4 separate regions of the Homo sapiens genome follow, and all the other regions are linked to region 1. A link is a contact called in ENCODE Hi-C data. All regions are on one chromosome and are shown on one strand. The core of a region is the stretch at or near the end of the contact, and the rest is flanking DNA. Distances in the headings are between cores, read along the strand shown. Region 1 has its middle 220 kb from the start of CLINT1. Region 2 overlaps EBF1 (EBF transcription factor 1). Region 3 overlaps EBF1 (EBF transcription factor 1). Region 4 has its middle 270 kb from the start of LINC02227.

Region 1 (2,620 bases), core at 91-2,590:
GATCTCAGCTCACTGCAACCTTTGCCTCCTCGGTTCAAGGGATTCTCCTGCCTCAGCCTTCTGAGTAGCTGGGATTCCAGGTGCCTGCCACCATGCCCGGCTAGTTTTTGTGTTTTTAGTAGAGACAGGGTTTCACCATGTTGGCCGGGCTGGTCTCAAACTCCTGACCTCAGGTGATCCACCCGCCTTGGCCTCCCAAAGTGCTAGGATTACAGGCGTTAGTCACCGTGCCCGGCCTATGAGCACCATTTTTTAATCACCTTCATTTTGTAATTAATGACTGGATTGTTTTATCTGATGAATGACAGTCTCTTTCACTGAACTATAAACTTCACTGGACTGTGAACACCATGTATGTATTTATATCATCCAGTCTTCATGCCAGGGCCTTATTTGGTACCTGGGTGTCCCGAGGGAATATTTTGTGTTCCGTAATGAACAAAGATTGGACATTTTACAATATAAAACATTTTAAGGATAACTCTGGATATAGGAACATTAGTTTACAAAATCAAATTGGGGATTAATTCTGTGCCATTTGGAATCAATATCATCTGATGGGTGTTTTTCTGCTCCAGGTTTGGTTCTGGACTGACTGGATTTTACATCAGTGTCTCTCAGACCACATCTTCCCCCTATTTGCATTTGACCTTCCTCTTTGTCTGGGGGACCCCATCTGAAAAGTCCCCCCCAGCAGTGGCCCATGCTGTATTTCACCAAAAAAGATCTGTATTTAGAAGGAACATTTACACGTTATTGGTGTCTCTCTGAGAGCGTAAGGTGCTTACCATATAGCTTGGCACAGTTTTCATTAAAGAGAAGAACAAAGAGAGGCAAAACATGAGGAAATTACTAAATTCCAACATGAAACTGAGAAGATATGCCCCTACACTTGCCCTCATAAACATTAAGCATTTTTTTATGGTGACATTTTTAGCCCATTCTGAAATGTATTGATTTGTTTCCTGTGAGTCATTGTCTGTTTCTGCTTTCTATGTTAAAAAACATATTAAATATCAATGTGATGATATAAATATATACGTGTGGGTGGATGGGCGGGTGAAAGGAATTTTCTTTCAAATTCTAAGAAGGGAAATAGCTTTTTCATAGGTTCCCACATCATCCATCAACTCATCACATCCTCAGTCTACTGCATTTCCCCCCTCGACACAAAACTGAATAATCACTCTGGTTTTAAAGCTTGAGAGAAAAAGTTTCAGAAGGTTCTGGAGATGGCCTGTTATTTGGGAGACAGCTGAAGTTTTTGTAGCTCTAATTCTGGGTTGAGGGGACGTCCAGCCGCTATCTCCATTTTGAGCAGTAGAGGGCAGACGTCTCCACTCCCGCCTGCCCAAGATCACCCCGGCAACTTTATGTTTATGCAAACAGCCTTTGACATAATAGCTTTGAAACAGCTGAAAATTGAATTGTGCCTTGAGGCCAAACATCTAGACCACCACCTTTGTTATATTCATCTGCCACAGTAAATTGGGTTCACCATTGGCTCTGGGAGCTGCTTTTTCCTCGATTCTAGTCCCACATAACTTTGCGCAGGAGAAAGACAAATGCGACTTCCTCACACAAAACGTTGGCAGGGTTTCATTTCACAAACTCTTATCTGAGGGGCTGGAGATTGCTGTGTGGATTTCTCCAGCCAACTGAAGAAAATAAAGGGGAAACTGGAAAGCTAAACCAAATCCATCTAATTCTGGAATATCTCTGTGGGTTTCCATAGCTTTTTAGCTTCTCCACTTAATCTAATTAGGACTTTGCCTCCCGAAATAAATACCTAATAAAGAATGAACCTATTAAAAGACTAAATTTACTACACACACGTTTGTGCGAACCCTCTGCCTGTTTCCTTGAAGCGGTAATGCCGATGAAATTGAACGTTGTTTGACTGGGTAATGGTCTCCCGCTGTAAGACGGATTATAGAAAATAAACATGGATGGGGGGGTGGGGGGCGGGGAAGCCAGCCGCTTTATTGAATTCCGCTGATGATAATGCCATCACCTGAAATCGCTGCCTGAAAAGAGTGTCAATGGGGGAGAAGCAGCAGCAGCAGCCAGAGCCAATTTGCAACTGGGTAACAGTTCATTTTAGAAGTAATTTTATTCTGTTTTGGGTTCACTGCCCTGGTTTGGGGGGTTAACAGAAAGTAGATTTTTAAAAGAAATCTGATTGTGGGCCTCATGGATGCTTTTCAAAGGAGGGCATTTAGGCATTGACTAATTGATTGGTTCATTTGTTTATCAATAAATATTTCATAAAGGCCTACTCTGTGTGAGGCGCTAGTTAGGAGCTGGGGATTTGATAATGAGCAAAGCAGGTTTGCCATCACTCTACTAAAACTTAGAGTCAGCGCAGGAGGTAGAATTCATTCATTAGCAAATATTTATTAAGCACTCACTTTGGATCAGGCTTATAATCAGAAAATAACTATACAATTACAACCTGGATGAGTATTATGAAGGCTCGGCAGTGAGGTTGCTGGACTGGATGTCCACTATTTCTTTGAAGAACAGTTTTAAGGAAAATCATGTAATATCAAACAGACCCTCAGATCAGTATGGAGGTCAGAAGATTACAGAGTTTATTAGCATGTTTGTGAGTTCACTT
Region 2 (2,620 bases), core at 79-2,578, 820 kb after region 1:
GAGATCATGTCCTTTGCGGGACATGGATGGAGCTGGAGGCCATTATCCTTAGCAAACTAACACAAAACAGAAAACCAAATACTGCATGTTCTCACTTACAAGTGGAAGCTAAATGATGAGAACACATGGACACATAGAGGGAAACAACACACACTAGGGCCTTCTAGAGGGTGGAGGGTTGGAGGAGGGAGAGGATGAGGAAAAATAACTAATGGGTACTAGGCTTAATACCTGGATGATGAAATAATCTGTACAACAAACCCCCATGACACACGTTTACCTATATAACAAACCTGCACATCCTGCACATGTGGCCCTGAACTTAAACGTTAAAAAAAAAAATCATTCTTGCTCTCATCTAGTTGAAAGGGACAGTTAACATGCATATGTGACTAAGAAATGAACTGTGCAAGTTGATGATACTAATTAACCACAAGCAACAGAATTTCATAGAAGCCACCATCCAATGGCAAAAAGAGCCACAAGACTTAGCTTCAAGTTCAAGTTGTGCCACTGCCCCCACAGCTGTTTTGGTGAAGTCACTTTTTCTTCCTTTTATAAGATGATTAGTTTGGAAATGGAGAATTATGTCTTGTCTCCAACAGTGAAGAGTGGTGTGAGCTTTGACAGTGGAAAATGGGGATATTAATACTACCTCCACTGGACTGCTGTGAGGAGGAAATGAGACAATGCACAAAGGGTACTGGGCGAGGCATCTAGAGGGCTCAACAAATGCTGGCCATCACTATTTGCCATTGAAAGATCATTGCTGATTCTAAAACTGTGTAAAAGGGAATCTTTTGTTGGAGTTTTGTTCCCCAGAAGACCCTAATCTCTTGCTATTTAAGAACCATGACTTTTAAGTTTACCCTTTGTCTTTAAAACATTTTTTTTAAATATCAAAAGCAGCACTGTTATTATAGTATATATACTTAGCTACTGAAGACCAGAGACATCTATCTTGGGTCTGAATAGCCCCTGGTCTTTTTTGATATCTCCAGGTGCTCTCCTTTTACCAATATTTGCATTGGCAACTGTTCCACATCATTACTAATCATTTGACATCAGACTTAAGAATTTCTGACGCTGACAGAAAAGTTCTTCTCCCTCACTATCCTTTCTCAGAAATTACTCATTGTAGTCAAATGTGCCCAAGTCCCTGAAGCATATGTAATAAACCACCAACCAGAATCGGAAGTTCTATCCACCTTCAAACATTTGCTCTAACCTTAGAATGGGATCTTTCTTTTTATTTTTGCAATGCAACTTTTATTTTTCCAAACTACCCAGTACCAGAGGTTTTTCTAACTGGGACATTTGTTAGCCTGAGAAATATAGAAAACAATTGTTGGGTATAAATTCACATCACATTTTCATTTCCTTCACTTCTGCTATTTTCAAAACCTCAGACTTTCCACTGGTAGTACTGCACTCAGTGTGGCTGTCATCCACGCACTAAGCGGGGGATTATCTTTTTTGTCTCTCAGGAACCTCGCTTTTTTATTGCAGATGCAACTCTAATAGGCAGAAGTTGCCACACAATCCAACAGTGAAGATTTAGGAAGGATCCACGTTACAGGGCAGTGAAAGACTGCCTGAGGTGGTGGTCCTACCAGCCCTGCAAAAAGAAATGTGGGAACGAAGCTTAAAACAGCCCTCCCTCCCTACAGTGACAACACAACCTGCTTACAAAGAGCAGCGATAACAAGGTTTCAGCCCAAGATGCCCCAGTCATTCCTCTAATGAATGCAGAGGAACTATCAGCAGCCCAAGACTGTAGACACACAGTATACTGTTCCCCATATTGTTGAATACAAGATGCGTAAGTTATTCAATAATGTATCTGAATAATTACGTGAAAATGAAAATTACATATTAAACTATTCCAACAGGTGCCATTTTAAAATAAAACAGTTTCTGCCTTGCATATGCCTAGAAAATATTGCAATTACTTGTGAGTTAAAGCACGTACACTAGTACAAAAATATACCACCACTGGCACTGAAAACAGGCCATGGCTAAAACCATCCTAGATGTCTAATGATTTAGCATAAAACATATGTGATAGTGTAAGAGATAATCCTACTATGTTTACATCTTGCTTGTGTAAGTCTGTCAGTGGGCAATCACGAAGCAGAAAGGCATTCCCGAATGGTGGGAATCACAGGAAGCAGTAATCTCATCTGGAATTTAATAGTCTTTTTGTGTGTGTGGTTTTGATCATTTTCCTTTTATGAGTGCCGTGTGCACAGACTCTTGATTGTTTCTGCAATGGAAAAAGAAGAGGATGTCCCTCTGAATCCCAATGATCTGCTTTGGCCAAAATCAGACACCAAAGCTGTTAACGGGAAGAACACTTGCAATATAGGAAATCCTATAATGTAACGACCAATGCAATTGGTTAGAAACTCTTAATACACTCCCAAGTTGACAGAAGATGGCAGCTCCCACTGACAACTACACAGCCAAGCCTCTTCATCCATTCTATTTAGACCGAAGGAAAATGAAGAGATATTGAATGGAATATTCTAAAAGTTCTGGGTGGTCAGAGCCATGTGTTTTAGGATGGCCATTTCCATGAGAAAGGTGCGGTTTTGTGGGCAAACTTTTTAACCCTCTT
Region 3 (2,620 bases), core at 59-2,558, 800 kb after region 1:
AGGAGAAAACTAGAATATATCAGCAGATTATGAGCTGCCATGAATTTTTCTGTTTTTCCTCTTTAAACATGGATACTGATAATGAAATACCAGAAAAGTACACTCTGTGGTGAATCTGGCTTTTGATATTTATTAACATTAAATGGACTTTTGCAACTAAATAACACCAAAAAAAGAGAGAGGAGATACAACTATAGTATGTTCCTATAGCATGTTCCTACCCTCAAATAAATATCAAGAATATAATCTATGTGGAAGAAAGATCAAGTTGGCAGAAAAGGGAAAGGAGAATTAGGAAAGCAAAATAAATAGGTGCAGAGAAACTGTCACACAAGTGAATTGAGACTCAGTATTTAATTAGGGACAGCAAGCTTGCAAGGCTCTTGGTAAATGTCTACCGAAACCAACCACGTGTTGGTTAACACTGAGACATACAAACTGATCAATAGTACAAAACAAAAGGGCTCAGGTATGCATGTAAAGTCATACATCATTTCAATAAATTACGCTGTGTGTAGACAGGTTTTTTTTAGAACGATCATTCTGAGATCAAGAGCTAAATCATCTCAGCCACATCTTGATTTCTGCAAGACTCGGCAGGAATTATGAGGCTTAACAGCATTCTGACAATTAGCATATTATAAATACAAAAATGATATATTAAAGGGAGAGGAGGAAAAAAAAGGCCAGTGTTTTACACCTACAGTAATATAATTCCACTACTTAATGCAAAGTAACAGGCCTCAGAGTGTTTGGGATCCTCTTGTATGGTGTTATCTTCTCTATCAGTAAATGAGACTATGTGAACAGTACAACCTATAAATAATTCAAGGCCTGAGATGGCAATTATAGAACCATGCACAACTAGCATGAATATTTTATGAAGGCTAAAACAGCTCTCAGAATGAATCATGGAGAGATGAACACACACAAGCACACACACACACATACACACACACACACACACACACACACACACACCAGGCAGTTTTGGCCAAATTGTATTTCCAAGACAAGGCCTCTCTTTGATCTCTAGAACACCTTTATTTTATGGAAACAGTGATGATAGTTACATATTTTTCTTTTCTTGAATTTATTTCCTAAAATCCAAACAGAGGAATGAAGGTATGAATTTGTCAATAGGGTAGAGGAGCTTGAAACCGAGGAAGAAGGACAAACAATTTTTAACCTGAACTTCTGCAGATAATTCCAAGTGATTTTTTTAACCTTTCCAAATGGACTCTACAAAAAGTACCAAGTTCCAATGTATCAAAATTGAAACTGAAACCAGTGTCACTTCATGACTCAAGCAAGAGCACTTCCTATCCGAAAACTTCCCTCATATACATAAGCTTTTATTTCTAATTAGTCCTTGAGGAATACCTGTAATCCCTGCTTTCACTACATTCATAAGACAAAACAAATATTACTGAGCCATAAGCCTGAGCAAACAAGCTACTATATTTAAAAGTAGCAGCCCAGATGTCATACTCTATTAGGAAATGAGCAATGCCTAAGTTCTGAGCTGTTTCTGTAACCAAAGGATGTGCACAGCTGAAAAAAATGAAATTATATGAATTCACGTCTTGATTTCCCTGTGCAATGTACTTGTGCTATTTGAATAAGAGTTAATATTCATTTGAATTTTACAGAGATTAGCATTCATCATTTTTACCTGCCTCCTATTTACATATACCCAGATGATATCCATGTGGTTACACAAAACACCATTGTTTTCCTAAAGTCAATTTTAGCATAATTCACTTTCTTAATTACAACCTAAAACTGTAAAGACTTTTCCCAGTCCCTCCACAGAAGAATCTTAAATTTATGACCCTTTTGGTATGAATATGTGTGCTTTTCACTTCATTACAACAACAAGAATGGAACTTTAGGACTCTAGGATCTTAGCACAGGAAGGAACCTTAGATATCTTCTGATCCAACTGCTTCATTTTGTGGATGCGAAAAGTTTAGAGGCCAAAAAACTGTTCCATGGCATATTCGGTATCACATGACTAGTTGAAACACTACGGCCAATAATATAAAATATAATAATATTAGCAGGAACAAAAATCAGTAACAACCTCAAGTATTTACAGTGAGCTTGCAATAAAGCAGGCACTGTACTTTGCAGGCACTGTCTCCTTTAGCCTCCCAATACCTCTAATAGGTAGTATTATTATTGTCTCCATTTAAGGATACGAAAACTGAGGCTTAGAGAGATTCATGTATCTCTACCCTCAATCCCACGACCCCTTTTCCCTCTAGTGTACTCTTCAGGAAGTTACATCAGAATTCTCTATTTGAGTCTTGGCTAGAAGAAACTTTCATTACATGGACCAGTTATTACTGGAGACTTCCTAGATGGGAGACACACTGATGTTTTCGGTCTCACTGAGCCTGCTGCTTTGTGAGACCTCCGAGGGCATAGAGAGAAAAGGAAGCTCCTACAACCTGTACTGCAAGAACTTCAGGAAAAACAACATCTTTCCATAAAAAGTTTCACGTTGCCCTATTATTCAGTTTAAGAAGTTCAGAGCCACTGTTCCATGGGCCTGCCTTTTGTGTTCAATTTGGAGGCATGAAAATACCTTTAGAATTTGTAAATCTCAAGGCAA
Region 4 (2,620 bases), core at 49-2,548, 600 kb after region 1:
GTTTGAGGGATCCCTGCAGCGAGTTGCAGCACCTCTAATTCACTTCATAATGAAGCAGCTTGTTGTGGTGTTTTGTGTCCATTACAATCTTTTATTGCTGGGTGTGCAAGGGCTAAGTTTTCTTTTGACTTTCTTTGTCTACATGGGAGTTTGCAACTGTAACAAAGTAACAAAGGAGTCCCAGCAAGCTTGTCTCAACACGAGCTAAAGAATTAATATGCAATAAAGACTCTGATGTCTGGTGGTACTGGAGTCATTCTCACTAATCTAGGATTCTGGCTATTTCAGAGTCACCATGACTATTACCTATGGATTATCACTCTTCCAAGGCAGAGACAACTGTAATTTCTGGTAAAATTAGATTAAATAATTGCACCTTTTATAGTCCAGAACATGCTTCAAGAGTTTATGAGGCTTCAAGGTCCTTTTTGCCACCATCAATTTTGAGTTTACCACAGATGTACAGAAATTGTCAAGAGAGAGTTTTTACTAGTAGGATATTGAGTGATAGAGATTTGCAATATGCAATTTTTCTAAAGGTATCTGATTCTTTAAAATCACTGGTCCATTTTGTTTGGGGGAAGGGCAATGATTAAGATAGAGCGAAAAGACAGATTTTCTGATTTTTCACAAGAGTATAAACATGATTACAGTTTCAAGGCCTTTGCTTTGCCTTATTGGGTCACGTTCATAAAGGTAGTTATTTTACCTGATAAATTTGGAGGTACTCCTATCTTCTGAAGGTAAAAAACAAACAAACAAAAAAAAACAACGCAGTCATCTTTCTGGAAGAAGAGTACATGTTTAAGGAAATACCTGAGATCCTCTGGAAGAAGCCCACACTGGGCAGCTCTTAAAAGTTAGACCTTAGATGACTTGACTCTTTCTAGAAACTGCACTTTCTCAACCATTGACAGAAACCTGGAGACCACTTCCCCACTCTTTGGGTGCAACTCCAGCAAAGCTCACTGTGCCTGGGTCTCTCAATGGGCATTCTAGGCTATGCTGGCTGTCAGAAATGGCTCGCAGAAAGTGGGGGGCGTGATTAGCTTTAAATGAAGTTCTAAGCCACTGGTACATGAAATGAAACTTTTTTTTTCTCTCTCTCTCTCTTCTTCCCCTTCTTTAACCTGAGCTGCTGATGTAAGTGGCTCTAATTTACTTTCCCCGAGAAAACAAAGCAAAATAAAACAGGGAAAGGCAAAGAAGATCCGTTTGCGAAGTGTAGTGCTTCTGCTCCTGATAAAAGGGAGCCATTTGCTGCTTTCATGGTGTCAGTATTAATTTCCAAGCAGTCAAAGTCACCGCTAATTTATTTACAGAACAATCTCCTTGCCCAGGAGCTGGGCTGGTGAGGCAGTGGTTTCCAGCCTCCAGCTTTGTTTGTTGACAGGCTGATTTCCCACAAGGCCGTTTCCACCTGTGTTTCTGTTGTTTTTAGTACGTGTCTCCCTTTCTTCTCCCCCGCCACCGCCTCCCCAATGGCTGTTGAAGGCCCTTCTCATCTCCGGTCTCTCTCATCCCCTTCCTCCCTCCTGCCCCAAGGACTCCTGGCAGGCCTTTGCAGTCACGCTGCACTTAGAGTCTCTGCCGGTAAAGTCCCAGGGGGCGCTGCATTTCTTTCTTTCTTTTTCTCCCCCCTTTTTTTGTTTCAAGGACAAGATTCAAAAGAGCCTGCTCCACACAGGTTGTAAGGTGCACCTTCAGATCTGTCTTCAAATAGGGGCTGAGCAATTTGAATATTTGTGCTCCTGGAAATCAGTCTGTAAAATCGTCTCCCAACGCCCATTAAATTCTGCAAAATTGCTAAGCTTTGAGAACTTCATGGTGGGGTCCAATCTGGGGCCCTGGCACCTCACTGCCAAAGCACGCATCCCCAAAGATACTTATAATGGAAATGACGGAGTGGCTGATTTGGCCCTAGCTTCTTGCATATCAAAGGCAGGAGGGCGGGAGGGAAGCATCCATAGAGCAGTCAGGATGCACCCCGCATGCCAGGTAATATATTGAGATGTTTAAAGCACACTGCTCGGCATGCACATGTGTCTGTCTCTCTGCTATTTTATACATTATCTGCAGGGCGGCAGGTACAAGGATAAGGCATGCTTTGAAGTCAGTGGCAGTGCCACCTGGGCATGGAGTGGGAAATAGGCATTATATAGCCTTTTTTCATATGACATATTTGCTATCTCCATGAGGAATACTTTGAGACCAGAAAAGAGATCACTGCGGCTATATAACCCACACCAAATCTTGCCACATTGGACCTATGATGTATTTACTGATTTTAAAAATACCAGAGGTATAATCTTGCCCAGAAAATGTGCCTCCACCCTAACTCCTCAGCCTCTTCATAGTATGTACAAATTGTTTTTCTGCATATTTTTTTTAACAAATGTTGTCTGTCTAGATTCAGAGATTTTTATTAGTGTGTTTGTGTTTAAAGGTGCTGGGTTAAAAATACCCCCTCATCGCCAAAGGAAGGCGAAGGGGGACAAAAAAAAAAAAAAAACACAGAGCTTTGTCCACTTGGAATTGGAGGGTAATCTGGAAAATTATAAAGAACTACAAGCCTGGCAAAGAGAATTTTGTTCTTTTCAGTGGTTGAAAAGAAGAGTAA

Evidence for each region. A loop is a pair of places that touch in the nucleus more often than their neighbours do. Pooled maps may share reads with other maps.
Region 2: a loop to region 1 is called in a pooled map, with 3 times the contacts of the local background. The contact joins two enhancer-like sites. A Hi-C loop is called at or near these places in 2 of 37 single-sample maps with no recorded cell type and 2 of 50 pooled maps.
Region 3: a loop to region 1 is called in a map of B cell, with 3 times the contacts of the local background. The contact joins two enhancer-like sites. A Hi-C loop is called at or near these places in 1 of 168 maps with a recorded cell type or tissue (B cell), 3 of 37 single-sample maps with no recorded cell type and 2 of 50 pooled maps.
Region 4: a loop to region 1 is called in a map of OCI-LY7, with 3 times the contacts of the local background. The contact joins two enhancer-like sites. A Hi-C loop is called at or near these places in 1 of 168 maps with a recorded cell type or tissue (OCI-LY7), 4 of 37 single-sample maps with no recorded cell type and 4 of 50 pooled maps.

The regions. Positions count from the first base shown.
Region 1 is chr5:158,074,116-158,076,735 of GRCh38, forward strand. No RefSeq gene overlaps it. Among named protein-coding and RNA genes, the nearest start is that of CLINT1, 220 kb to the left of the region's middle. Within about 2 kb of position 1,341, at least 5 of the 41 ENCODE cell types and tissues checked have a DNase peak (open chromatin) inside an H3K27ac peak, as active enhancers do.
Region 2 is chr5:158,897,248-158,899,867 of GRCh38, forward strand. The region is part of intron 6 of EBF1 (EBF transcription factor 1); the gene reads right to left. Among named protein-coding and RNA genes, the nearest start is that of EBF1, 200 kb to the right of the region's middle. Within about 2 kb of position 1,329, at least 3 of the 41 ENCODE cell types and tissues checked have a DNase peak (open chromatin) inside an H3K27ac peak, as active enhancers do.
Region 3 is chr5:158,874,108-158,876,727 of GRCh38, forward strand. The region is part of intron 6 of EBF1 (EBF transcription factor 1); the gene reads right to left. Among named protein-coding and RNA genes, the nearest start is that of EBF1, 220 kb to the right of the region's middle. Within about 2 kb of position 1,309, at least 2 of the 41 ENCODE cell types and tissues checked have a DNase peak (open chromatin) inside an H3K27ac peak, as active enhancers do.
Region 4 is chr5:158,675,778-158,678,397 of GRCh38, forward strand. No RefSeq gene overlaps it. Among named protein-coding and RNA genes, the nearest start is that of LINC02227, 270 kb to the left of the region's middle. RefSeq lists an enhancer at 1,585-1,634. Within about 2 kb of position 1,299, at least 3 of the 41 ENCODE cell types and tissues checked have a DNase peak (open chromatin) inside an H3K27ac peak, as active enhancers do.